Regions from separate parts of the Mus musculus genome. Here regions 1, 2, 3, 4, 6 and 7 are each linked to region 5. The links are chromatin loops, found by intact Hi-C in ENCODE. Cell type or tissue: heart. All regions are shown on one strand. Region 1 has its middle 34 kb from the start of Gm34902. Region 2 holds the start of Lnx1 (ligand of numb-protein X 1). Region 3 has its middle 2.7 kb from the start of Usp46. Region 4 overlaps Lnx1 (ligand of numb-protein X 1). Region 5 overlaps Pdgfra (platelet derived growth factor receptor, alpha polypeptide). Region 6 overlaps Scfd2 (Sec1 family domain containing 2). Region 7 has its middle 47 kb from the start of Gm34960.

What was found. A loop is a pair of places that touch in the nucleus more often than their neighbours do. Peaks named below come from ENCODE experiments on the same cell type or tissue, not always from the same donor. Only the 100,000 strongest peaks of a DNase experiment are listed, where the experiment ranks them.
Region 1: a loop joins it to region 5, with 11 times the contacts of the local background. A loop is called at or near these places in 14 of 42 quality-filtered maps.
Region 2: it touches region 5 in a loop (2.4-fold over the local background); 2 of 42 quality-filtered maps call a loop at or near these places.
Region 3: a loop joins it to region 5, with 2.3 times the contacts of the local background. A loop is called at or near these places in 3 of 42 quality-filtered maps.
Region 4: a loop joins it to region 5, with 2.9 times the contacts of the local background. A loop is called at or near these places in 15 of 42 quality-filtered maps.
Region 6: a loop joins it to region 5, with 2.8 times the contacts of the local background. A loop is called at or near these places in 5 of 42 quality-filtered maps.
Region 7: a loop joins it to region 5, with 4 times the contacts of the local background. A loop is called at or near these places in 11 of 42 quality-filtered maps.

Annotation. Positions count from the first base shown.
Region 1 is chr5:73,684,091-73,688,090 of GRCm38, forward strand. No RefSeq gene overlaps it. Among named protein-coding and RNA genes, the nearest start is that of Gm34902, 34 kb to the left of the region's middle. In heart, CTCF peaks have their summits at 99 (motif pointing right) and 2,284 (motif pointing right); no DNase peak of the experiment used is centred here.
Region 2 is chr5:74,701,349-74,705,348 of GRCm38, forward strand. Lnx1 (ligand of numb-protein X 1) reads right to left here and starts at 1,555. Exons shown (of 11, transcript NM_001159577.1): 1 at 1,444-1,555. It overlaps Gm15984 (a long non-coding RNA gene), which reads left to right and starts at 1,124. Exons shown (of 4, transcript XR_001784879.2): 1 at 1,124-1,324. In heart, a CTCF peak has its summit at 1,721; DNase peaks (open chromatin) are centred at 1,683, 2,643 and 3,283; H3K4me3 peaks cover 1,299 bases; H3K27ac peaks cover 1,706 bases.
Region 3 is chr5:74,069,084-74,073,083 of GRCm38, forward strand. No RefSeq gene overlaps it. Among named protein-coding and RNA genes, the nearest start is that of Usp46, 2.7 kb to the left of the region's middle. In heart, a CTCF peak has its summit at 1,671 (motif pointing left); no DNase peak of the experiment used is centred here; H3K4me3 peaks cover 429 bases; H3K27ac peaks cover 726 bases.
Region 4 is chr5:74,616,623-74,620,622 of GRCm38, forward strand. It overlaps Lnx1 (ligand of numb-protein X 1), which reads right to left. Exons shown (of 11, transcript NM_001159577.1): 6 at 3,352-3,723. Among named protein-coding and RNA genes, the nearest start is that of Gm32304, 29 kb to the right of the region's middle. In heart, a CTCF peak has its summit at 2,248 (motif pointing right); no DNase peak of the experiment used is centred here; H3K27me3 peaks cover 370 bases.
Region 5 is chr5:75,154,181-75,158,180 of GRCm38, forward strand. All of the region lies in intron 1 of Pdgfra (platelet derived growth factor receptor, alpha polypeptide), which reads left to right. Among named protein-coding and RNA genes, the nearest start is that of Pdgfra, 3.9 kb to the left of the region's middle. In heart, CTCF peaks have their summits at 1,611 (motif pointing right), 2,223 (motif pointing left) and 3,067 (motif pointing left); DNase peaks (open chromatin) are centred at 31, 941, 1,781, 2,201 and 1 weaker place; H3K4me3 peaks cover 3,689 bases; H3K27ac peaks cover 2,955 bases; H3K27me3 peaks cover 1,080 bases.
Region 6 is chr5:74,453,995-74,457,994 of GRCm38, forward strand. All of the region lies in intron 4 of Scfd2 (Sec1 family domain containing 2), which reads right to left. Among named protein-coding and RNA genes, the nearest start is that of Scfd2, 76 kb to the right of the region's middle. In heart, a CTCF peak has its summit at 1,667 (motif pointing right); no DNase peak of the experiment used is centred here.
Region 7 is chr5:73,755,319-73,759,318 of GRCm38, forward strand. No RefSeq gene overlaps it. Among named protein-coding and RNA genes, the nearest start is that of Gm34960, 47 kb to the right of the region's middle. In heart, no CTCF peak of the experiment used is centred here; no DNase peak of the experiment used is centred here; H3K27me3 peaks cover 508 bases.

The DNA of each region.
Region 1 (4,000 bases), 1.5 Mb before region 5:
AGTAACTCATTTCTTTTGTTGGAACATTGGGACCAAGGCATTTTATTCCCGTGATACTTCTGTCTCTTTAGATCAGGGAACAAGTTGTAGATTTTTGCCATAGACCAGTAGATGTCAGCATTGGTCCTGTCCTGTGGGTCATGAGTGTGAGGCAGGATGGAGCAAGTTCCCTTCATTATCATTCGAGAGGCTTTTGCTGTTGACACAGCATAGTGCACAACTTTCAGTTGTTGGAGATTCTGACAGAGCTAAGGGGTTGTGCATACTGAAGGGTGATGCTTGGGGGAAATTTGACTCCCACTGTGGGGCTCTGTGTGGTAGTGTCCTTAGGCCGGGCATGATTCAGTCCTGGTGGCTGCAGAAGAGACATATAAACACATATATTCAGCATTTTCTGCTGTGTGGAGCTCTGTGCTGTCTGTAGACTCTGTTAGCATCACTCTGTGTCCCAGCTATCCAGGACTTTAAGCTATAATAAAGCTTTTTTTTTTTTTGTAGTATAAATAATCTGCCTCTAGTATTTTATTACAGAAGTAAAGGATGTACAACCGGGTACCCAATAAAAGTTCCAAACTGGGAATCTCTTGTGTGTTTTATACATGCTTATCTTTGTTTTCTAAGATACAATATTACATAATATTGTATATTGTATTTGTATTATAAGATAAAATTGCCTCCATTTCCAATGCTGATACCAGAATGTATCCAGTGTGTATGTCTTTCTTTAAATCCCTTACCTTATATCTTTACATCTTCATTTCTAATTTCCTCTTGCTTCTCTTTGAATTTCTCCCTTTTCCTGGTTTCAGTTGTTCTCATCTCTTTGGCACCCATGCATTCCCTTACATATAAGCATCTAACCTCTAAGCGAAGTATGAGTGGATATGAAGACAGCAAATGACATTTCACATGAAGATTCACATATGCCCTGATTCATACAATGCATTCATTTTACTGAACTTTCAAATGATTTTGACTTTAAATAGTTAGGCTGTTAAAAACAATTAAAAAATAAATTAGATGTACAATAAATCTGAACTATGGTAAATCTTAGCTCAGTGAACTCAATGAGAATATTAGCTAGTATTTCCCAAATTGTTGACAAAAATACTTGGTATGCACATCAAAGATGCATCTGTGGGTTTCCTGTCAAGCCTAGTAATAGTCTCTGGGGCATTTGCATCAGCACAGAAAGGCAGGTTTGGAAATATTGGCCAAAGATCGGGCTTCATTAACCCTTGAACAGGATACCTGAGGCCTAATGCAATCCCTGGAACTTTCCCAACTGTGAATGCTGTGTGACCTACAGACTGCATGTGCTCAACTACTTGTTTCCATCCAGAAATATGCAAGCCATTGAAAATTGAGCATATTTAATCCTTATCTGCATGTGTACCTAGAACACATGGCAAGTCATTGGCCACACATCTAGATTGTCGATAAAAGAGGCTGGGGGAGAATGCTCATTTTATTTCCCATATATATGTCAATATTTTCTTGTCCTTAGTGTTGGATACATTTTGTTGTTGTTGAGAAAACTATACTTCTTTACTCCCTTACATCGCAGAGATCTGGGCTCAGCATGTGTGATTGAAAGCTGGGGTCATAGCTAGGATCGTGACTCCCCACGAGTACAGCTGGATAGTCGCCGTCACAGGCCAAGGGGAGTGAGGAGTTCCTGGATGACCTAGGCTTATTCCTCCATTGTCTCTAGAGGAAAATCCCAAAGGAGAGAAGGTGACATCAGACCCCCACGGGTGGCCCGCCATGACTGGAATTCCCACAGACACGCCATCGAACAGTTTGGACTTCTACTTTGAAAAAATATCAGTGATCCCAGAACTGCCAGAAATATACTTGCTTTGTTCCCCAATGAACAATGCAGCCCCCATCTTCACTTCTTTCAAAGCCCAATATAATTTGCCACCATCAAAGCAAAGTTAGATTCTAAAGAAAGAGTCACGTGTAACCCTCATTTGAGTGAGACAACTTTTGAGAGGCTTGGCTGGGTTACTAATTCTCTAAACAATGTTAGCTAGAAACAACAGCTCTTTTCAATGTTTGAATTCAACCTTTCTCTATTGACTATCGGGTGGTGAGAATGTAACAGGGATGGCATTGGATTTATCAAAGTCATAATACTTCCTGGTGTGACCTCCCCTTCCCTAAGTAGCTGCCACCACAGTTGGAAGAAGTCCAAGCAAGCAGCATTTCCCAGGGAAACTCAGGCCTGGGACCCAGAAGTTCCCTGGGAAATGTCTGAGAGAAGGCACTAGATGGCAATATTGCTTAGGAAATGAGACGAGCACACTTGCTGTTGGTAATGGTTCAAAAATAAAAAATATTAGTCCTCAGATAGTATCTACAACGTCATTCCTAGCTTAACTGGTCACTGTAAACTTGGAAAACATCTTGCATTGATAATGAATGGTCGGGATAAAAATATAGAGTGTCAGAAAATCTAAACAACTATGTCATAGCACCCCATAAAGGATGTATATGCTTATATGCTTTATCCTCTTAAGGCTCAAGAAGCAATTTCTTAAGCACAGGAGGTGAAGGTGGGAGTAATTCTTGTTTGGCTATCTATCTATCTATCTATCTATCTATCTATCTATCTATCTATCTATCTATCTATCTCATCTAGCATCTATCAATCATTTATCTATTATCTATCATTTATTAGTTTATCATTGGTCAATAGTCTATCATCTATTCATTAATCATATCTATCTATCCATCTATCAACCATGCCTGTCTATCAGTCTGTCAGTCTGTCTGTCTAATTGTTTATCTATCTGTCTATCTATCTATCTATCTATCTATCTATCTATCTATCTATCTACCTATCAACCTATCATCTATCTACTATCAATCATCTATCATTTATTATCTATTTTTCTATCATCTATCTATTATCTATTTGTCTATTATCTGTCATCATCTATCTATCTATCTATCTATCTATCTATCTATCTATCTATCTATCTTGGTATTTTAAAATTTCAATCTAACACCACCAACCTGGAGTTCTTACTGAGATGAATGCAATGAATGGCTTGGGATGTCAGCTTTTTCTCTTCTTGTCTGGCAGAGAACTTGGGCTGCATTCTCAGCGTTCACACCATGACCACCTTAACACCAGTTGCAGAGGATCTGATGCTCTCTTCTGTTCTCTAAAGGCATCTGCACATACATGGTGCACACACGCTCAGGAAGGCACATATACACACAAATAGATGTAGAGCTGGCTTACAGCAGCTATGGTTTTCTGCAAAAATATGCACAAGAGCAAGCCAGGCCACATCTAGCATTGATAGGGAGGGCTCATAGAGTTATCGACAGTTGACAGCTTCTAGTGGAGGGAAAATCCTTTTATTTTCAGGGGTGTGGCTCTGGTAGACTGATCACAATCCAGCGGATTGGCCCCATCACCGAGTTTATAAAGATATGAGCAACACAAACTATATTTGGTGGATTGTTTAAGAGGAAACAGGATATGACCTTGGGACAGAGTGTGGAGAAAATTGGGACTAGATCTGGAAGGAGTTAGGTGGATGAGCTAGGGTAAATATAATCAAAACACGTTGTTTGCTTGTACAAATTCTCAAAGTATTAATAAAAATATCTTCAAAAAAGAAGTCTTACTGCAATGGAGAAAGCAAAATGGTCCTCACCCGTCTGCTTAGGGACGCAGCTGATCTATACTGGGAATGAAGGTTCTTGCTGAGAAGAACCTACAACCAAACCATCAGAGCTGTAGTAACATTATTGCTTGAGACAGGCCATTCTGAGAACAGTGTACCCTGGAACTACGCAGCACCCAATGGCCTGCAGTGAATCTGGACAAGAGGAGGAGGCTTCAAGATTGATTTAAATGACATCTTTAAAGTTCTTGGTAAGCCTCATCTAAGAAGAGAACATGTGTGCTCCCCTCCCCCAGTTAGCCAAATTCTTCAATAGGATTCATTCTCACTCCTCCCTCTCCCCTCCCTCTCCC
Region 2 (4,000 bases), 450 kb before region 5:
AGTTTGCAGAGGTTTGGAACATCAAAGACAAATGTATGGCGTACAAAATCCAGGCTATGGGGAGTCCTTCTCTCACCTTGCTCACAAACCTCTGAATCAACTGAGAATGTTATTAAGGCATCAACGGCAGTCACTCTGCAAACACACTAGCTTAGAGGACAATACTGGGCACAAAGGTCAGCTAGAAAAGAGACTACGAGCTTCCCAAGAGTCAGAGAGAAACCAGTAACAAGCACAAAGCAGACACTTACCAGCAAGAAGCAGCCGTTCGAGGGCAGTGCGTTCGTACAGTTGGATGTTTGGCATGTTCTTTTACTTTTTAGAGGGCTGTCTCTGGGCTTATTTCCTAGTGGATGATTTCCTTATAAACCCCGCTGCTAATTTAAGACCCAGGAAAGGGACTAATCAAAGTCTATAAAATGGAATGTCTCAGGATTCATTTATTTCTCTCCTGGAGCTTCCCAGCTAAGTTGATAAGAAGACAGATTGGGGACTTGTTTCTTTGCCCTTGTTAATAATATTAGCTAGTGGAGTGGGTCTCTCAGGCTCGTTGAGAGCAGGTTATGTGGTCAGGATTAGAAAAATAAATATGGGTCCTTGAGGATTTACAATTACTTTTAGAGTCGGGTCCTAGCAGAGCAGCCTCTTCCATATATTTATTAATATAGAAAAGATAGAAACAACAAGAGAGTTTCAACAATTCAAAAGCCAGGCCTGGCGTTACATTCTTGTGGCCTTGAAGGGTAATCTTTACTTTAGCCAAAGGTCAGCAGGCAACCTATCTGGCCTGAAGGTAAACAGTTCTAATCCAGACTGCTAAATATTTTCCACAAATAAAGGAAACTAAAGGATTTTTATGAGAGAGAGAGAGAGAAGGAGAGAGAGGGAGAGAGAAGAAAGCTTATAAATAGGGAGCCAGAATTTATTACCTTTAGTATTGACTTTCTATTGTAAACAACAAGACCTAGGGAAGTATTACAGCTTTGGATCAAAATTGCTTCAGATGACATGAATGCAAGCAAGAAAAAAAAAAAGGACAATCTGAATTTTGTGAATGTCCCCAGCACCCCACACCACCCCCTACACACACACACAAAACAGGCTGAACTGGTCTGCACATTTGAACTAACTTTCAAAAAGCATCTCACCTCACTTCTCTCAGGGGTTTTAAAAAGAATCAGATCAACGTCACCAACAAGTAGAGGCCGGATTAATAATCAGGAAACAAAAATGATTAAATATCTGGCCGAGATAACGTTGCTGGCCATGGAGTAAGACTGGCGCAGACATCTCTACTCTCAGAGTGTTACTCTGGACTGAGCCAGTAAGTGGTCTTTCTTTTACTTTTTCTTTCTTTTCTTTTCTTTTTTTAAATTCAGATTCCTTGTTCAGATCCCTTTTGGGCCAGAGGTCTAAAGAGAGGAAAAAGTAGTTTCTTCTCACCTGTTCAAAGATGTTTGGGACTTTCAAAGCAGCAGTGACCAGCCAGCCTCCATCCCTGTGCCAGAAGCGTCTAGGGCCGCCTGAGCTGTGACCGGTCTCAACTTCGGTGTACAGGTGGCTGGAGGAAGAAGAAGGGTATTGGTTGGTTCAGAGCAGGAAATCTGTGACATCACGGAAGTCTGGCTGAGACCTTAGGGACTAAAACATCCCCAGAGGCTCCGCCCCCGTCAATTACCTGACTACCTTGGAGCAGGTAGGTGGCGTCTCTCAGAGGACAAATGAATCAGTTAGAGCAATTTGCCAAGTGGAATTTACTTTCCTTTCTGAGCATAGCACGTGTCTAGCCCCGTGTACAGATCTGAATGCGAATGCCTGATTGTTTCCCAGGCCCATCTTGTATGCCTGATATTGTTTCCCCTCCAGGCTCACAGGAGCCCACACAGCTGCCAACATCAGAATTAAAAGGGAAGTTTAAACACTGGAAGGAGACAGGGATTTTTGTAGGGGGGGGGGGGGAAGGAAAAGGTTGTGAAGACTTAGCCATATCTGGGACTTGTCCCCACTAACGCCTTTCTGAATCACATCCCTTTGAGTTCCTAGTGTTTTTCTGTCCCAATATTATAACAAACCAGAGATGACCTAAGTCTACTTAAAAAAATCTAATTTTGATACCTTTCAGCATCATTTCCCAAACACCTTCGCGGTCCCCAGCATATTAATAATAGATTCAGGCATTGGTAAAACTTCAGGCATTCCTACCTCGGCCTGTCTGTCACGTGGTGGTTACAGTCCACAGTAGGCCTGCAATTAGGAGTACTTTAAATGATTCAGGTTAGAATGATAGCGCCTTACTAAGGCCATGTTGTCTGCAGGGAGAGATAGGGAAGAGGACTCAGGGCTATTTTGGTCCCAAGCTTGGTGTGTGACCCTGGACAAGTCACCCTTGCTTCAGCTTTTCCAGCAGGCTAATGGCACGACTCAGCTGGCACTTGAGTGACAGCTAAGAGGATTCCTGCCTGCTGGTTAAGGCCTGTGGCATCTTGTCCCATCAGCCTGTTGAATTGCTGTGTGTCTGTGGCTCGCAGCCAGCCTCCCTCGCAGATGTAGTCACTGTTCGGAATGTGCTACCTGGGGACCCTGGGGAGTTCTCTCTCCTGGGTTGGTCCAGGCACACTTTGGTCCCCTAACGAAGAAAACGTCTGCTGAAAATCTTTCCCCCCTCCTGATCTTGAAACTGTAGAAGTCGCCTGTTCTAACACCTCACGGCCTAGCCGTGGTTTGTGGGCGGGACTAGGGGACAGCTAGAGTTAGAAATAGTAAAAAAGCACCTTCTCCCTGAGTGCCCACATTGGTAGCTGGCTCCCTGTCACTCGGTACCTTGTAAAGTAAAAGGAGAGGGTAGCAGAAGGAAGATGAAGTTAGCGCAGGAGGCAACTTCAAATCACTGGTTCACCCCAGACAGGCCTAAACAGCGCATCCATCTGGGACCAAGCAGCTTGGGACTCTTTAAAACAAACACATACACACACCTCTCTTCGCTACTTTATCCAATAGAAACTAAGGGAGGCGTGGCTACCCTGTACCGATAAAAGCAAAAGGTTCGAAAAGGAGGGAGGGGGAGGGGGTTGGGGCTTGGGGGTTGAGGAGTGGGAAGATAATAAAGGTAGTTGAACCTTTCAAGTGCAGGTTTTTCGAGGCAGGAGGTGGGGGTGGGAGGAAGTACTATTAGCCCAGCAAGACAAAAGCTTCTCCTTCCTGAGACAGCGTGTCCCCGTGTCCCCGGGGGTAGGAGGAGACCAAGGCTAGCCAGCTTGCAGAAAGCCACGCCCCTCATTGAGTTCCGCCCTCTCTGTGCTGTCAGTCAAGCTTCACCTTGCCCAAGGGGATTGGCTCTGACTTGGAGAGGCAGTTAGATTTCCAGGCACAGAAACCCTGGGCAGAGAGGCACAGGAGAAATATATTTGCATAAAATGTGCAATCAATGAACGCGCACAGAACTTCGCTGAAGGAAGGCCTTTAGACTATGGGAATTTTTCTGGCTGTATTCACAAACACACAGCCACTTGCACGGATAGCCTGGTGAAAGAAAGACAAACTTAGGAGAGAGAGGGGAAATAGAGGAAGTGGATCAGCATTAAACTGGGAGTGGAGCTAAGGCTCAGGTGTCTTGTGTAAGAGAAGAGAAACTCCTGGATATTTTATATGGTTAGCCAAGAGAAGGGCTTCTCTATGCAGCTGAATGTAGCCTATTCTTTAAAGACTAAAACCAAGTTCAGTATAAACTCCACTGTTTCATTCCGGCTGTTGTGTTTGAACAAAGTCTTAGATTCTAAGGTAAGGTGGGGGGAGGCAGACAGAAATAATGACCACTAAAGCGAACACGGAGTAAGAAAGACAGCAAGAGCTTGCCAGGCCCGCGTACTCTCCCCAAGCACTTTATACCGGAACCCCAATGTCAGCTCCTGACATCATTTACACGCAACAGGACAAGGAACCAGGGTACAGAGAAGCAGGGAACTTGACTCACACAGCGAGTGGCAGAACTAGGGCAGTTTGT
Region 3 (4,000 bases), 1.1 Mb before region 5:
TGTCCAGGAAATACCAAAACAAAACTTTCCTATCTCCCATCCTCGGAGCTCCTGATCTCAGTTTTGTTTGAGCTTTTACACCTTCCTGCGGAGGCCCAGACTGCAGGCTCAGGGTGCACACTGTACACACCACTTGAGGGATATGTTCGTGAGAACTGAAAGAGTTCATTTCAAACATGGGGAATAATTGTGCAGACAAGTTTGCAGTCCCAAGCTTTCCACAGGGAAGTTGTGCATGTGAAACGTGATAAATTCCCAAACCAATGTATTTTGTGGAGAATTAAATTAGGAGAGAAATTAATATAATTGAAGACAGCTCTGTCTAGCCAAGAGTAACATACTGGGGGCTGGGGGGCTAGGGTTATACACATAACATGAGAGCCATCCATCCATTGGTAATTCTTCTAGGATCTGGGGTGGAAATAGAAGACAAAACCACTGACTGAAGGGTGAGGGTGGGGGACGGGTCACATGGATACTGTATTTTTCAGTGTGTAGAAGGATTAATATTCCTGCTCACAATGACTCATTCTACCTGAATTTTACTTTCATTCTTTTTTACTGCTGTCAGTTACGACTCTTCCAGCTTCTACATGATTAGTTAATAGACATGGTTAGCTCCATAAGGCTTACAGAGCAGGTATCCAACCCAGCTCTGTGTTTCTCAAATAAATAGTACAGATAAAGGCATGCTAAACTTAGGAGGGGCACCATTTGAGGAGGGGGCAGGGGAGGGGGACCATCGATAAAACACCCTAACTATGACTGGCCAGAACACAGTAAGGTCCTGAAAAGCTTAAAGACTGAGAAATGTCACAAGCTGAAGGCCTCAGCTTTGTGCGTGGTTAGTCTAAAGCTTTCATGCTTTCTAATGATAAGCTTTGCGATTTTTTCCAATATGAATGCACTGAGTGCAAGGCCTACAGGGGTTAAAACACAATTGAGAGCTGGGGAGATGGCTCAGTCTATAAAGTGCTTACTGCACAAGTACAGATCTCTAGACTCACGTCCTGCCCCCCGCCCGAGTCCACACCCACAGGTAAAGAAACACAGTCATGGTGTATAACTATCCCAGTGCTGGAGAGGCAGAGAGAGAACACAGAGATGGGCTGGTATTTGCTGCCCAGCCAGACTAGTCAAATCACAAGCTACATATTCAGGCAAGACCCTCTCTGTCTCAAACAAGTAAAGTGCAAGGGGTAGAGAGATGGCTGGATGGTTAGGAGTGCACACTGCTCTTCCAGAGGACCTGACGTCAATTCCCATCACCCACTTAGGGTGGCTCACAAGTACCTGTAACTTCAGCTACAAGGTATCCCATGGTTTCTGGACCATGGCACCTACATCATATGCACATACCACCTACACACACACACACACACACACATCCATAATTAAAAATCAAATAAATCGGGCTGGAAAGATGTCGCAGTTGTTAAGAGCACTGACTGCTCTTCTAAAGGTCCTGAGTTCAAATCCCAGCAACCATCCTTAATGAGATCTGACGCCATCTTCTGGTGTGTCTGAAGACATCTTAAAAAATATTTTTTTAAAATAAAAAGAAAATGCCAATTTTTTAAAGGGGGGGGCCTGGTAAGATAGCACAGTGGGTAAAAGCACTGACCACTCTTCCAAAGATCCTGAGTTCAAATCCCAGCAACCACAAGGTGGCTCACAACCACCAGTAATGAGATCTGATGCCCTCTTCTGGAGTGAGCGGGGCCAACCAGAGGGAGCAGAGGTCCTAAATTCAATTCCCAACAACCACGTGAAGGCTCACAACCATCTGTACAGCTACAGTGTACTCATAGACATAAAATAAATAAATCTTTTTAAAAAATCAAATAAATCAGCTGGGCGGTGGTGGCGCACACCTTTAGTCCCAGCACTTGGGGAGACAGAGGCAGGCAGATTTCTGAGTTCAAGGCCAGCCTGGTCTACAGAGTGAGTTCCAGGACAGCCAGGGCAATATAGAGAAACCCTGTCTCAAAAAAACAAAACAAACAAACAAAAAAAAATCAAATAAATCTTTAAACAAACAAAAAAAAAATAAGGCAGAAAGGAGGGAGACATCCAACATCAACCTCAGGCTTTGACACATACAACGCACTCACACATGAACATACACATATGTTTACACACACAAACACCACTGGCACAGAGAAAACCAACCAGGACCTGGCCCTGGGTGCTGTGCCAACAAGAAAAAGGATTGTTTGGGTACCCTCTAAACACCTAAAACCAAGTAGACTGTAGACAGGTTGAAATCTGGGTGTGGTGCAGTGTAATCCAGCACTCGAGAGGCTGAGTCAGAGGGACTGCCACATGTTCAAAGCCCACCTGGGCTACATAGTGAGTATCAGGCCAGCCAGGGAGAGGTAAGAAGATTCTGTTTACCTCTGGAAGAAGAAGGAAAAAAAAAGTTGAAAGGCTATGGGTTAGTCAGCAAATCAATCGAACACTGCAGAGTTTATCCAACTCATGAATGATTAAATGTGTTTTACAATTCGGCAAGGTTGATATAAACAAGTCTCAATTACAGAAGGCTCTTGGATTAGAAAATTGTAACCCTGGCTTCACTGAGTGGAGAACTACCCAGGTAGGAAGAGGTCAAACCTCACAGATGGTGCCTAGCTAATGAGTGGATTTTGAGGGAAAGTGTGTCTCTATAGAGACTACAGCTGATGTGAGATCTATGGCTGGAAAAGAATAGCCAGGACATGGAAAAATGGTTTCTAGGCCAGCATCAACCTAAGTGGAGCAGAGCGAGGCAGCCACTCCAGGTAGTGTGCTCCCTGCTGTAAAGTGCGACCCATCGGCTAGCACTGGCATTACCTAGGATGTGGTAACTTGTATAGTTACAAGTCTCAGAACAGGTCTAACTCTACTTCAGCCAACCCTTGTGATGGAATTCACCATGTGCCCACCCTGGAATTATTCTGTGTCTTCCAGTAGCCACTGCCAGACCTACTCTGGGAAAGATCCCTCTCCCATGCTGTCTTAGTCAGGGTTTGTATTCCTGCACAAAACACCATGACCAAGAAGCAAGTTGGGGAGGAAAGAGTTTATTCAGCTTACACTTCCACATTACTGTTCATCACCAAAGGAAGTCAGGGCTGGAACTCACACAGGGCAGGAACCTGAAGGCAGAAACTGATGCAGAGGCCATGGAGAGGTGCTGTTTACTGGATTGCTTCCCCTGGTTCACTCAGCCCAGGCACCACCCACAATGGGCTCTCCCACCCTTGATCACTAATTGAGAAAATGCCTTACAGTTGGATCTCATGGAGGCATTTCCTCAAGGGAGATACACAGAACTGACCAGTGCACGTGCTCAAACCCTAGGGTTCAAATGAAAGAAAGAAAGAAAGAAAGAAAGAAAGAAAGAAAGAAAGAAAGAAAGAAAGAAAGAAAGAAAAGGCCAGGCGTGGTGGTGCACACTTTTAATCCCAGCTCTTGGGAGGTCTTATAAAAAAAAACAAAAAAAAAAACAAAAAACAAAAAACATTTAATTGGGGCTGGCTTACAGGTTCAAAGGTTCAGTCCATTATCATCAAGGTGAGAACATGGCAGTATCCAGGCAGTCATGGCACAGGCAGAGCTGAGAGTTCTATGTCTTCATCCAAAGGCTGCTAGTGGAAGACAAATTTCTGAGTTCGAGGCCAGCCTGGTCTACAGAGTGAGTTCCAGAACAGCCAGGGCTCTACAGAGAAACCCTGTCTCAAAAAAAAAAAAAAAAAAAAAAAAAAAAAAAAAAAGCCCAAAACCCAAGGGTTCAGGTATGTCTTACCTTGCACCTAGAGTGAGAAGGAACCTCATGGTCCAGCTACAGAGACTGATTTCTTCAGTAAAAAGTCAGCCCTGGGACTTCATGTGTACATGTGTGTGTAGGGATGTGTGCAAGTGTGTGTGTGGGGGGGTGTGTGTATGTGTGTGTGTGTGTGTAGGGTTGTGTGTGTGTGTGTGTGTGTGTGTGTGTGTGTGTGTGTGTAGGCAAGGT
Region 4 (4,000 bases), 540 kb before region 5:
CACATACAGCGTCATCATCGCAGCAGCGCATTACATTGTAGAAATAAGAGACTGAGCGATGAAGGAAATATGGCCATGCCGACGTCAGTGACACACTCAATGTAAGAATCTGGTGCCCGGCTCCCTGAAACTGCTGATCGATAGACAAAAGGACAACCGCAGCACTCCCCTGCCTTAGCACCATTTCTCTTCTGGGAGCTGGATGTTATTATTCCCAAGATTATTTCTCTTCCACAGTAAAGGAATAAGCATGCAGGGGTGGGGAAGGGTGTCTGTATGCTGCAGGAAGGGCAACGGGGTGACCGGACCCCTTAACACTTGGATGTAATATACAGCGCCGCCTAAGTCATTCTCATGAAATGTGATACGGGCTTCCAAGTCCCGCTCTCTCAAGACAATGGGGGAATTTTGAGTCCTATTTAGTAATCACCTGGGCTTTGCGAATTGAGCATAAGCAGATTTAAGTTTAGTCTATGCACACTAAATTTACTACGGGAGCCTGGTAAGGCAATTTATGTAAGCAGGGCTTGGGTTCTACACGAGCTGTGCTGATTTGTAGAAACACACACAGACCCAGCAGGTCCTATTTCACTGGTGGTTGTTATTGGCTCCCAGGGACTTGAATGTTTAAATCCCCACAAGAGTTGTGCCTCTTTCTTTCCAGGTATGAAGCGCAACTCAAGACCTGGAATGCTGACTTGAGAGTAACCGTAGGCAAGTGAGCAGAGCATGGTTTGCTTTCAGGTCTGCTGGAAGTCCTAACACGTTCTTATTAAAGGTTTAACAGGCTGACTTTCAGATCTCTGATGAAACAATGGTATATTTAAACATTATTTTATCCAAGGAACAGAAATCACACATATGGCCGTGAATGCCCCCACTTACTTCCCACCCACTTCTATAAATTGATTTGATTTTTTTTTTCAGTTTCTGGGGGGTTGCGAGAGAGAGAGAGAGGGAGAGAGAGAGAGAGAGAGAGAGAGAGAGAGAGAGAGAGAAGGAAGAGAGGAAGGAAGAAAGGAAGGGAGGGAGGGAGGGAGGAAAAGAAGAAGAGAAAAGCCCCTGGAAGGTTACTCAGTTTGAAATTCATAATTGCTTTCTTCGCTGTCTGTATATATTTGAACTCTTAGACAAGCTTAACTCACTAGAGTCTAGAATTGCACATGGATGGGAATTCCTCATGTTCTTAGAACTCCCAGGTTCCCGTGAGAATAACTGGGTGGGATGTGCCAACCCTCAGGGATACAGATGTAACATCAGAGAGTTCTGGGAGGCTTGTTTTCCATGTAGTTTCTCCAGTAAGGATGCTCAAAAAGCCTGAGAAGTCAACAGTGGTAAAGACTCACGTGGCCCTTACTAAGCTGCCAAGTGAGTCAATGGCTCCCTGCATGAGGTGTTATTTTCTTGAAGTTTTCCTTCTTAAAGGGCCTCGACTCTCCAGGTGTCTTAAACTAGGGTCAGGTCTGCCCTGGCAGCTGCTGAGGAAGCCGAGGTTAGGGGCTTCACATAGGTAAAGTTGCTCCAATTTAAAATCACTGTGGTCTCTGCTATGTAAGCAAAAAGTGTGGTGTGATGGGAGAGAAGAAGACCAAGAGGACTGTTCTCTGGGAATTCCTTTGTGAGCAAATGTGATTCATGGGGGGGGAGGGGCGGGGGGCGCGGGTGGGGAGGGGCGGGGGGCGCGGGTGGGGGGGGCACGGGCAGCACAGCCAAGGCCCCACGGGCAGCACAGCCAAGGCCCCGGGGAAATCTGAGTCCCAATCTTTGAAGGGGATTTAGTTTAATCCCTGCAGTCTGGTGTGTGTTACAGGTATCACATAAATAAAATCCAGTTTTCTGAGACAGCAAGCTATTGCTTAGCATTTTTTGTTGTGTGTGTGTGTGTGTGTGAGAGAGAGAGAGAGAGAGAATTTTACAATATCTATTTTAAAAATTTCTTCCCCAACTAGCTTGACCCTAGCCTTTCTGAGAAATAGAAAGTTTTCTTTCTGCTTATAAAGCAGATTGGCTTTGTTTCGTAAGCAAAGGGATTTTTTAAGAAAGGAATTCCCACTGTTAGGCAAGATTTTATTTCATACATTTACTTTCTCAGGGAAAAACATGTTCTTCTGTTATTAATCTTCAAGAGTAAAATGCCACATGTAATCAAGATTTTTTCCAAATAACATGAGCTAGAGTTTTTCTTTTGCCTGTTGCACAAGTTACAGTTGGCAAAGATGAGCTCCTGAATGGGAGTTACACTGGGTGACCTGCAGAGGGCGCTAACAAGGGTAACATGAAAAAAATATGGACAGCCTCTTAGAGTCTAATTTTTGAAGGTAAAAATAAACAAACAAACAAAAAAACCCCAAAAAACAGAAAAACAAACAAACAAACACCCCCCCCCAAAAAAAAAAACCTCCAAAATTAAGCTAAGTAGTTTCTTCCCGAAGGGTTTGGAGACTTTCATTTCACGTGTGGCTATTTTACCTGGTCAGTTTTTCTAGTCTAGCTCTGCCTTCTTGGTTGTACAAAATCAGAAACAGAATGTTTTTCGAGATCTGAGGAGCAAGCAACCACCATCATCATGTTCATCACTGTACCAGGCACTGCTTGGTACATAGAGGCTCAAATAGTGATAACTAAGCAAAGTTAAGGAGATAAAAAGTAGAGATTACAGCAGAGGGTCAAAGCTCAAAGCATGTAAAAACAAAATGTAGGTGGTGAATTGTTTTTTTTTAACCCCCCCCAGAGCAAACTATATTGCATATATATTTACCTGTTCATAATTCGACTAATTTATTAGTTAAATATTTACATATAATAAGCATTTATTCACTGAGTGCTTAACCTTGCTGGACAATGATCTAGGTACGTGTAGAATATTATTTGCCACAGTATTGTACTTTCCTAATTGGCAGATAACCATAAAATAGAATCAAAGCAGAATCAAAGCAGACTAGAGGGAAAAGATGGGATATACATACATACATGCATACATACATATACATACATATATATTCTCATATATAGACTATATCATTATAATCATTTTATGTGTGTGTGTGTGTGTGTATATATATATATATATATATATATATATATATATATATATATATAATCTCCATCCCATCATTCATATATATATATATGGAGAGACAGAATACATAACACCACAATGCTATCAGTAAAGATCATGACCCAAGGGGCATCATTTGTGTACACTGGGTTCTTTCTCGTTCATTGAAAACGCCAGCCCTTGCCCTGACCTCCTTAGAGGGAAGGCTCTCTCAGCGTACATGGTAAGGTGACTGAGTGGTCCTGCTCATGTGGGTGTTTCTGACTGAGATCTTAGGGTGACTTCTGACCCACCTGAATCAGATGAGCTGCACTCTCTGGACTGCCAAATCGAAGGTCATGCCCGTTGATGGCCAGCACACGGTCATTCTCCTCCAGCTGGCCGTGTCGGTCGGCGACACCCCCATTTAGCACGTTGAAGATGAACACGCCGGGCTCATCCACCCGGCGCACCAGCTTTATGCCAAGCTGCTCCTCGGGGCTGCTTTTGTTGAGGATTACATGGAAGCTGTCATCCCGAGGTCCATAGGAGTCCGGCACGTGCGCATTGCTTCTGCTACGGAACTTCTGCTCCCGCAGCACCGTTAGCCGCAGCACCTGGCAGGGCTGCCGCAGGAGCCGCACGGCATAGTTATGAGGGACATTGCTGATGTCCATGCCGTTGACCTGGGGGTGGGGCCATTTGAGAGTAAGCCTACTGTAAGCATTCTGAAAAGGTCCATGCCAACATGGGGTTGATCCTTAGTATCACAAGAACCAAGTCAAGCCATCACAAGCCCAAGCCTACAGAGTCAGCAGGATATTGTCCCCTGGCCTGCTCTGCCACCTCCTTTTGTCCTGTATCCAAATAACCTAATCTTCCACAGTCATTTTCTGGTCTCTATGACTCCACACTTTCTTCCTTCACCCTAGTCCTTACCTCAGCTTGTATATTTACAGAATC
Region 5 (4,000 bases):
GAGTCCTTGCAGAACCCGCGCTTAGAAACTCCCAGGTCTGCTAAGACCTCTAGAAGACCCGGAGGGTGTGCATGGGGGAACCCAAGCTGGGGAGGGGGCGTGGGTGGCACTTTTAAAAGTCTGGGCTGCCCAGCGTCGGACAGAGCTGCCCAGAAAAGCCCCAGGCTGGGCGGTGTGGGAAACGGCTTTTTGGCTTCGTGGCGGAATTGCTCAATGTTTTGGACTGAATTGCTTCTCCTGAATGGTTTCGGATCAGTCTTAGGCAGCCTTGAGGAGCCGGAGGAGGCCTCTAGTGTAAACCCACACTGTGGTCTGCAGCTGTACAGCCCCAGATTTAACACCCAAAGTCTCAGAAGAGGCTCGGGGCTCAGGGCGCTCCTCGGGCGCACCTCTTCTGCCGTCGCACTGGAGTTTACATAACCTCTCTTAGGCTCGGATTTTCCCCTGACCAAGGCTTTCCATCTCATCCTTCCTCTCGTCCTCTTTCTTTGCAAATTCCTCTTGATGAGGACTCCTTCGATTTCCCAACAGGAGTGTGTGTGTGTGTGTGTGTGTGTGTGTGTGTGTGTGTGACACACCAATTAATTTGTCGCCGTGGTCAGTTCCTGCTTAGGAACCCTTGCAAAAGTCCTGTTTTGGGTTGTCTCTAGTACAGCTGGGTTTCTAAAGCTCGCGGGAGAGAAAGAAAGAAAGAGAACACAGTCCAACTCCACTGTTTATTGCCCCGGATCCCTTCTTTTGCTGGAGTCTGCAGACCCGCAGGGTTCAGACTCAGAACCTGGCCTCCCACTTCTGGGCCCAGGGGCTTCTACTTTCTTCCTGGGCGCGGGCTGGGGAGAGATGCAGGGGGAGGGGCTTCAGGCTGCAAACGCGTCAGGCGCCGAAGCTGGCGGGCGGGATTTCTGCCTCCTGGGGACAGGACCTAGGCTGCGCGGGACCTGGGGACGTGGTGACCATCCTTCTGCCTGGTGACCTCGAGGGGTGGGATCCCCCTCGGGCCTTCAGTGAGTAGCATCCAGGTTAAAGGTTGCTGACTGGAAAGCTGGATAGGTGACTCAAAGGTGAGAGGCTCAGCGACAGTCTGGCCGCTGATGGTTGGGTTGGCCGGAGGCATCAGCATTGAGGAGGAGAAGGAGAAGGAGGAGAAGGAAGACGAGGAGGAGGAGGAGGAGGGGGAGGGGGAGGGGGAGGAGGAGGAGGAAGAGGAGGAGGGGGAGGAGGGGGAGGAGGAGGAGGAGGGTGGGTCTTGTAGGAGAGTACTCAGTGTGGGATGCAGAGTACGCAGCTTTCGCTGACTGCATTCTGATTCCCGACCTCATCGGTGCCTTTTTTTTTTTTTCCCTCTGAAGTAGTTCAATGTTTTTTTCTTTTGTTTTAAACTGAAGGGTGGACCACCAATACTAGCTGGGAACTTAGACGGTAGTAAAAGGGGATAAATGTAAGCCACGGACTTGGAGAGTCTCTTTCTTCTACTTCAGTTCCCTTCCTTCCGGAAGGTAGAGAAGCTAGAGGCATGAAGTAGAGCAGGGGTGCCCAGGGGCAGGGCAAACAAAGGGGCAAGGTGGGCACTCCAGACCCCGAATCACAGAGCTTGGTCCAGCCTTTGGTTCTGGCGGCTGCGGTCGGTGCTGGCTGGCCTGCAGGAGGCGCTGTGGCTCGCCTGTAACCCTAAACCTGGCCCCCTCCCTCCACCCTGCCCAGTCTCCTCTCAGGTCGCAGTTGAAAACAATGCAAACGCTGAGCATAGAGCCTGGGGCGCGGCGGCCTCCGCAGTCCTGAGCTGGAAGGAAAGGGACTTGGGCTTGGGCCTGGGATCGTCGGGTAGATCCGTGTCGCCTGGTATCTGGTGGCGATCTTGTGGCGCGGGGGTTAAGGGAGACAGGGAGAGAGGGTGTTGGGGAGGGGGGTGAGAGACACAGATACACACACACACACACACACACACACACACACACACACACACACACGGAGAGAGTGAGGGAGAGGCAGAGAGACGGAGACACACAGAGACAGGCAGAGAGACAGGCAGACACAGAGAGACACCCAGAGAGAAGGGGTGGTCGGGATCCCGAGCGTGCTAGCGCGGAACCTCAGAGAGAATCGGCCCCAGTGCGCGCAGCGCTGTAGGGGACCCGGAGCCTGAGCTTTGAGCGACGCCGGAGCCAGCGGGTAAGATCAGCGGGGTTGCCGCGCCCTCTAGTGGCTCCCGCAGCGCGACCCTTGTCCCAGTAGCCCTGGGCGGTCGAGCGGTCCCCAGCCGGGAGCCCAGTGCGCCTGGAATTTGGGCTCACCTGGGTCGCTCTTGAGTTTTCCTGCGGGCACTGCGTTGGCGCAGAGGCGTTGGGTGGACAAGAGTGGGCTGAGGGTCCGGGTTTGAGCTGGAGAATTGGGGCGTCTTAATTTAGCAGAAGGTGGGTGGAGGCGGTGGAATTCCGGATCCAGGGAGATCTTGGGGGACAGTAGCCGGCGTGTGCGCTCCAGGCCGGCTCAAGCTTCCTTGGCCTGTTGCTGTCTTAGACCCCGCGTTACCGAGCAATGGAAATAGTCCTTTCTAACCAACTGGGCTGCAGGGACCCCGCGGGGGGCGGGTTTACGAGCAGCGAGAACAGAGTGGCAGGGAAAGGCGTCGTGGTCTCTCTTGGCAGGGTCTAGGTAGCCTTCATGCTTGGAGAGGTGGAAAGTCAAAGGGTGTTGTTTCCCCTAAACCCAAGTGACCAGTTCTGCAACATCTTTGAGACCTGGTCCACAGCGCTATCTTCCTGGCTCTCAAGGCACGGCTGTGTCTTGGTCCCTCTTTGGGCAGTGGTGATGATAATTATGCTGATGGTGACGATGGCGGTATGTTTGTTCCTCAGTGAAGTCTCTGGAGGTCCCCAAAGAAATTTAGCATTTTAGATAGGAGTTTTGTCATTTCTTCTTCCACGCCTAGGAGCTCAACTACAAGTCATCACAAGACCTAAAAGTAAAGATTAACCTACGATTTTTTTTTAAAGTTGGGACATTTTAAAATCAGAACTGGTTTCAATGGCGCCTGCAGCTCAGAGACAACAGGACACTGGTTCTTGAACCAACACTGCCATCTGCTGTCTACTCTGAGGAACTGCATATGCCTCTGAGAGGGCTTGGCAAATTCCAAGCAAATATTGGTAGGAGGGAAGTTTCTCTCTCTCTCTCTCTCTCTCTCTCTCTCTCTCTCTCTCTCTCTCTCTCTCTCTCTCTCTCTCTCTCTCTCTCTCTCTCTCTCTCTCTCTCTCTCTCTCTCTCTCTCTCCCCCTCCCTCTCTCTCCCTCTCTCTCCCTCTCTCTCTCCCTCCCTCCCTTTCCCTCCCTCCCTCCCTCTCTCCCCCCTTTCTCCCTCCCTCTCTCCCCCTCCCCCCTCTCCCTCCTTCCTCCTTCCCCTCTCCCTCTCAAATTTTAAATTTTTATTTCAAGTGTATGTGGGGGGGTTCCCCCATATTTATATATATGAGTCTTGTGCATGCCTGGTGTCTTCTAAGATCAAAAGAGAGTGTCAGGTTCCTGAGTCTGAGCTGCTGTGCCGGTATAGAGACTTGAACCCAGAGACCATTCGGTGACCTTAACCACTGTGCTATCCCTTCATCCCCCTTTTTGCTCTTGAGGAGCACAAAGATGATTTTATTAATTTTTCTTTCTTGCGAGTCTGCAACAATCTCCAGAGGAACAGATTTTATTTTTCAGACATTTGTGTAGTTTCCAACGTGTGTGTGTGTGTGTGTGTGTGTGTGTGTGTGTGTGTGTGTGTGTGGTCAAGAGATCAAATTCAATCCTTCCAAATGCTCAGTAAGCCCAGTGTGGCTGAGCTACATCGAGCCCTAATTGCTACTCTTTCACACGTACATAATGAACGGGGTTTATGTGAGCAGGCCTGAAAGGAAGGGAGCAGGCTTTTTTCCTTCTGTAAACACAGCGTGTGGGCTTGGTGACTTCAAGACACCTGATGACTTTTCTTTTCATTTAGTGACAGTCGAAAGGATGTGTTA
Region 6 (4,000 bases), 700 kb before region 5:
GGTGCAAGCACAAGGATCCGACTCAGATCCCAGAGCCCATGTAAAAGCCAGGTGTGGTGGCACAGATCTGTAACCCAGAACTGGGAGATGGAGACAGGGCCATGTCAGCAGGCTCTCTCAACAGTGAGCCTAAACAAAATGCTGAGCTCCAGCTTCAGGGAGAAAGAGTGTGCCCAAAAATAAGATGGGGAGTTGATAGAGGAAAACACTCAGTGTTGGCATATGGCCTCCATGTGCACATGCACACACAAGCATCACACACACACTATAACCAGTATCAAAGAAAAACTCCTATCCTCATACTTGAGAACAAGTATGGAGGGACAACTGAAAAATTAACCAACAGTCGTTCTAATACCTTACGCTGGTACAAAGGCTCCAGGAATACATAGTTAAAGGGGTATTCAGTGTCAGACAGACTGGCTTGCAACTCAGCTCCCATAATCACCAGCAGCAAGATCATGGCCAAGCTCAGCCTAACCATTCGTGAACACACAATTAGTTCATGAAATTCACTTAAAAAACTGGTTGGTTGGAATCTAGGGCTTACTGTATTACAGGGGAATACTAACACAGCAGGAGACATTTTAGCTAGCCTCTGAAACCCTGTTAGGATGCTCCCACAGTGCTGAGAACACTGCTATCTAATGCCCATTACCGTGTATGAAAAGTCAAGGAACCACGTGGTTTCTTGGTCTCACTGCTTCCCTGTCTGCAGACCTCATGCACTCAGGAAATGGTTATTACATGGAATGAAATCATTATTTTGGAAACAGCTTTTCAGGTTGGTTTTTCCTTCTATGATTTGGAAGTGCCACATCTCTTGGCAAAGAACTAGAAGTCAAGTGCTTCTCTGGAGAGAGGAGAAAGTGATAGAGAGAAGACACAGTTTTTGCACCAGTCAACTTTAAAGTTGACCCCCACTGAACCAGAAGTTCTGAACTGAAGGAGAAAAAGTCACAGGTTGTGTCAGTTAAGATATGTGCCATCATAGGAGCACCCGAGGATCCCAAATGTTAAGCTACCCCGACCCCTGTTACTCCTAAGACTCCCAGGTCTATGAAAACATCTTACACGCCATCAATCTGGATAGGTAAATCTCATGTAGCATGAAGACACGTGTATATATATGCTGCATGAATATACAGTAAAGAGCCAGCCTCCGTGGTAGAAGGGCAAAGCTATAAGCCCTGTGAACGTGGTACTGTGGTACAGGGAGTCTCCTATCCCTGGTCACAGGCAAGCCTTCACCAGGTCAGGCCACCAATGAAGGCACAAGGCAGGGCAGCAGCTGCACGCTGACAGCTGACTCCAGAGAAGAGAGGCGAGGAAACAGGAGCTGCCGCCACCCTATTCTTACAGAGGAGCAGGAAGCCCTGCTGCACGCATCCTTTGGGGAAGGATCCGTCCAAGAGGAAAACAGGTAGGACTAAACCTATGGAGTGAAACATCACTGTAAGTGCAGACAACAGGGAGAGTGAGAGAGAGGCCAAGCACGTGCTAAGGAAACCCCGTGGAGATTCGGAGGGTGACGTCTGCTCTGCTTTGCTGTCTCTCGGAATTATTTTCTTTCTTTCTTTTTTAACGGTTTATGTGTTATTTTTATGTGCACAGGTTTTCTGCCTGCATTTGTTATCTTCACACTATACATATGCAATACTGATGGAGGCCAGAAGAGGGCATCATATCCCCTGGATTGAAGATACAAACAGTTGTGCACTGCCCTGTGGGCACTGGGATGCAAACCTGGGTCCTCTGGAAGAGCAGTCAGGCACTCTTATCTGCTGAGCCATCTCTACAGCCCTGGGTTTATTTTTCAGTGTATTTTTGTGAAAAGCACACTCTACAACTGTCCTCAGAAAAATATCCTATTGGAATGCCCCCTGCCCCCATCTCTGGAACAGCACCAAGGACAAGTTACAGGTTCATTGTTTTCTGCTTCCTCGCTCAGTCAGTCTTTACTCAAGCCAAGCGTTATCATCCTTGGTTTGCAAATGGGAACAGCACTGTGGGACATACTGACTCTGGCTACTATGGCCTTTGGCCAAAGAAAAGCAGACTGGTAGAAACTTCTTCCCAGAAAACCTCAATCTTAATTATTATAAATGGCTGGAAACAGGCATAATAAAACAGGACCTCCCAAGGTGACAGCCAATCAGGAACAGTGCAATAATGACCATTATATATATTGCCAAGCCATGTGGCTTGAAAGCTAATACAAGCATCAGGGAATTCAGAAAGTAAAGCCTCCAATGCTACAAGACTAGCAGATATATTATTATTTACTTTCTTAAATGTAGTTTGTTTTAGAAAAAGGTAATCTACAATTTAATAGAAAAAAAACAAATCTTACCCTTAAAAAACTACTTTGACAACTTTAAAAATCATATGCTTATTTTTTCATTGATTGCAAAGACAGATACAATTTAAGCTAAGGGAATATTATACCTATATAAGCTTGAATTAATTTATAGTCATTTAGCTTTTCATTTAAAACCTATTTTCCAAATTGGATAGTTTTATATAAAGCAATAGCAAAAGAAGAATAAAACATATATATTTACATGTGAGTGCTATAGGAAGTATAAACACAGCTGCTTCCTCTTTTCTATAGCTTGCTAGCATTTTATAACCACTGTAAATTATATTACACCCAATAAAAGCCTTTTCCGGTGACAATTAGCATAAAAACATCAGCTATATACTGAAGACTTAAAGAAAAATACTGTTGAATGTTATCAAACAGTAACTTTTAAAATACAACATTTTTCTGAGTTGCACTCATTTTTCTTCAATAAATTTTAACTTAGAAGAGTAAAGTACAGAAGAGAATATATTAGCAGTATGACATGATAACATAGACATTTTGCTTAGTTTGCTCATCTGAAAGAACACATGGTGGATGGTTCCTACTAACGGAGTGCTTGCTACCTACCTGAAGTGTGCCTATAGTTTCCTTCAGTACCAAAGCATCACAAGACACTGCGGTGTTCATATTTCAGTTTCACTTTCTAATCTAAATTTTCTTGCTGTATTATTAAAATGGAAAATTCCACATCTGTAATGCCAAACTAAGTGACTCTAGGTTTTGATTTAAGAGACTAGCCCTGAAGTCCTAGTGTGCTATTGCTGCATAGCTCAGCTGCTCTAAGTAACAGCAGCAGAGCACACATTTCAAACAACCTGTCAAAGGACATGCAAAATTTTTATCATGAAAAATAGTGTCAGAGCTATGTTTAATCTGACTTGAACACTACATAAATGCATACACATAAATCAAAGCATTATGTTATTCTATCATATGCACAATTTTTGGTGTGTTACACATCCGCTAAAACTAAATTTAACATGTTCTAATAACTTCGTGTGAGTTTTGAAGAGGTGGCTCAGCAGCTGAGTGCACTGGCGACTCGCACATGACCTGGGTGTGATCCCCAGCACCAACACAATGGCTCACAAATGTGTGCAACTTCAGCTCCAGAGGATCCAACACCCTCTTCTGGACTCCATGGGAAAATGTATGTAAGCAAAACACCCACACATAGAAAATAAAATCATAAAGTGATTTTAGAAAATCAACACCCCCAGTTGTAAACTGAAAAAAAAATTGATTTAAAATAATACAATTCCTTAAGCAAAGAAAGTATCTTTATGATCAAACACACCTATGATTAGTATCACAAGTCTGTGTGTCTGGGTTCAGCCAATGCTGTTTGTAAATGAATAATTTGGCAATTACTATAAATATGTTCAACATTTAAAACACTGCTGTGGACTCTGGGGATGAGAAGGAGAGAAAGAGTTATGAAAATCTTCCGTCCCCTATTTTTTAAAGTGTAATCACTGTTGGTAGATGAAAGCGTTTATTTTGAATAAACTCTTAGTTAAAAGCCTGGTTCAGTAGCTTTGTATTCCAGAGCCTGGGCTGAGGTTTTCAGAAGACTGTGAGTCAGAGCAGTAGACAGAGTGGGTGCCATGTGCCACTTTTCCAGGATAGGAG
Region 7 (4,000 bases), 1.4 Mb before region 5:
GCTCGCTGTGTATTCCAGGCTGGGCTCAGCTTAACTCAGAGAGATCAGCTGGTCTCTGCCTCCAGGTGAGCCACCCCTGGGACCACCAGGCCCTGCTGTACCTGCTTTCTTAATTATGAAGGACTTTTCATGCACGTTCTTTGAACACCTTCCTCCCCATGCCTCATACCCTCCCCCCCCCCCTTTATCTCCACTCTCGTGTCCCACAGTCCTCTTTGTCCCCCAGAAGTTTTCACTTTCACTGTCATCAACACATACATGACTTTGTATATTTGGAAGTCTAGGACCCACACTGTATTTATATTTTAGTGATATACCTTTTAAAAATGTTATTTGGTATAAAGAAATTCACACTCAAATAATGATCACTTATCCTAAAATTAACACACAATACACTTTATTTACAATTAATGCTTCCAGTTGGACCCTGGCTTTTAAACTGACTTGTTGAAGCTTCACCCTAGGAAGATGTTTATGTGTAGTACATGTGACAGAGCCAGGAATACCAGCCAGGAATTGTGGGTAGACAGCAGACTCCCTGCCACCCTGCTCAGAATCCTGGGCTGCTCACATCAGACCTCAACATTATTTAAACCTTGCAAAAATTTTGACCTAGAGAGTTGGCCTGTGCTCTTCTGGCCCCTTCATGCTTGGATCTCATGCTGCCTGCCCATCTTCAGCCCACAACTCTGATGTAGGTCACATTGATCCAACTGGGAAAGCCATGTTGGTATTAAGTTTCAGTTACAATGAAATAAAGTTCTTTGCTTCATTCTCCCAAGGGGGAAATGTGAAGGAATTAATGTCCTCCCTTTGGGCTCAAAATGAAAACAGAAATATAATAGCCTGCATTCTCCCAACTGAATAACCACCGTCTGCTCCCACTGTAAAGGTCTATAATTGAATTATTTTGAAGAAATTCAATAAAATGCACTCTATGGTATATTTTTATTTTACTATATTAAGCCATTCCAGATGCTAACTGAACAGCATCTTTTTGAAGAGTCTTGTATTTATTTTCTCCGGCTTGATAGCTACATTGCAACACTCTTCAAGTACCTTAAATATTTGTCTCCTTTTGGCACTTCACCCAGTAACTATTTACTGAAAACCACTCCTTTAGTTTTGTTTTGCTTAGTCTTGAGCCATTATCCATGCAAACCTAAGGAACGTATTACAACTCCTTTAATCTACATTTTTAATCAATTAGGAGAGAATTAGGGCAAAGATTGGAAATGAATATAGGTCTACAATTGTGGCCAAATTATAGTTTATTTGAAGTTCAGTAAGAATTTGGACATGTGCTCTGCATATGAAATATATATTAACATAATCATGGTGGGAGAATTACTAGTAATTCTCAAAGAATTTAAGATTAAAAATGTATATTAAGGGTATTGTGGTCATGTATCCTAAGGTAGTCATCATGGGGAGGATCTATAGAACATCAGGTGGCAGGTTTATAGTCACCGCCCTTTCAGTTTAGAACTAGATCACTCCAGTGTTACTCTGTTTTCCTAGGCAGGCTGTCCATGTACTCTTTGTAGAGTCGTCTTCTCTCTATGTGACCTTCAAAACTGCATACAGAAGTTCAGAAACAGGAATCATTTGGAGCCAAGAGTTTGGGGAAAGAGGTAACAGATGATAATAACAGCCACAGGGATTAGGGGACAGTCACAATTGATACTGTGCTGTTAACTGGTACTCAGGCTATGGAGCCAGATGGCTGTAACTCTGACCTCCATCTCTTCTATTTACTAAGCCCATCCCATTAGATATGTTATCCAGCTCTGATTCTTCATCTGCAAGACTGGAGTAACGATGGTGTCTGCCTTTAACAAACGTTGAAGTTTGTAAAGCACTTAGGACGATACCTAACACGTGGCCGGTGCTGTGAGCTTGCGCCTTAAATAATCTGAGTAACATGTGCTGGCAAGGAGGGAAAGGTGTTGAAGTATGTTGAAGAATACTCTACCAACAAATGATTTGAAGACGGAGGAGGCAAGGCAGTCCAAGAGCAAGTCCGTAGCCAGGATCTCTAAACAGGAAGCTCCAGGGAGTAGATGACAGTGACAGCACTAGAGGGAAGAAGATCTTTCAGGTCTTTCAAAGAAAAAAAAAACGGTCAAAAATGTGATATATTGGTCTGGGGATATGATCTTGGAAATAAATGATTTTAAGCATGTGGCCTCGAGGGATTACCAAGATGCTGCTGCTGCTGCTGCTGTCGACAATGTGGAAGGAGTGGCATGTTACTGCAGGAAAGACCGGAAATTTGGGCCAAATCAGCATGGAGCAAACAAATGAACCATGAGAGTCAAGTTTACCATGGCCATGCACGTGACAGATGGGCTGCAGCTGAATCAACTGCCGTCTTTCTTTGGGATGGCTAAGGGGTCTGTGCCACATGGTCTAGTGGTTTTGTCACCTACACACACACACACACACACACACACACACACACCGTTTAGATTAGGTTTGTTATTGAGGTCTCATTTCATCCTAAAGACATGTTGTATATGAATAATTTGAGAGTAAGTATGTGTGTGTATAACATATACATATCTCATATTGTATATGGTGTGTATATAATAGACACGACCTATACAAACTTTAAATCCTATGCTTTTCTACCCGAAAATAAGACCTTGCTGAAAGATACAATGGTTTTATATTTATTTCTCATATTAACATCACAAGGGAATCATTTTAGCCCCAACGCACATATCAGTGGTTGCCAATGATGGTTCTAAGTAAGCTCTTTCCCTGTGCACACTGATCCAGTGACCACAGCCCTGTGTGAACTGAACATTATTATTCACATGTTAAAGAAAAAGAATGGAGACAAGAGAGGCTCCAGAAGAATCCTGAGAGAAGGAATTGTGTGTGGGTTATCAATGGAGGGTTGGGAGGTGGCAGGAAAGCAGGACAACCGGATAGAGGTGGAGGAGGCTAAGGACGGCAGTGGGGACAGCCTGTCAGAAGGGAGCCTTAGTGTAATCAACCCCACAGTAGAGTTCTGGAGTAAATCATCTCTCAAAGTCACCCAAAACCTTTTCACATTCCTACCCCTGAAAAGCCACCACTCAAGGGCTGTCTGCCTCAGGAGGATAGGTTTTGGGGGTCTGCATTAGTCAACAAAGTGGTCTAAGGCTGTCCTCCCCAGAAGAGTTGCAAATACTACGGTTAGATGATAAAGCAAGGCAAAGGCGGGAGCGGGTTCTGAGCAAGTGCTTGAGAAGAATTCGGGGTGAAGAGGATCTAGGAGAAGGGGTGTTGTTAGCTTCTCCAAAATTCAGGGTCCTGGCTGTACCTGTCACTCACTTGTACGTGACCAACCAAACAGAAAGATTGTGGTTCTTGCTGGTGTTTCGATTTGTTCATCTGACTCATCTTTGTATAAGCGAACTGGAAAAGATATGTAAATCTGTGCACTCCCATGCACATAAGCACATATATCCATCACCAAGAAATGCAAAGTTGACTTGCAACTCAGATGTTCTGAGTCAGGCACACTAAACCTAAACTCTGGAGTTGAATGCAGCTTGCAGAGGCCCCATTCAGCTCTGCGTTTTTTGGAAGGCTGAGTTAATTGCCTTTATTTTGAGTGTGGGGAGATTTCAGTCTCCAATTTCGGATGCCTACCTCCATTTCTATCTCATACAGTTGGCTGGGATGATGGGAGATGGATCTCTTCAGAATGCTGCCATGTGCTTCATCACCCCCACTGTCACTCAGCTATTCTTACCAGTTCTTCAGCCATATGAGAGAGTTTACAATCCCTTGCTCACCTCTTTTCTCTTCTTTCCTGAGACTGATGACCTCTGCCCGATGGTCAATGATGGCCCGGGAAAGTAGAGCTGCTACCCTGTTCCTACTGATGCTGTTAGAATGTTTATTTACAAGCACAGAGCACTAACGTTCCTCAAACAGACAATTTGTAGATGTCCTTTTCTATTGTTTTTCTTGCTCAAAGAAAGATGCCCTAATACACTCCCCA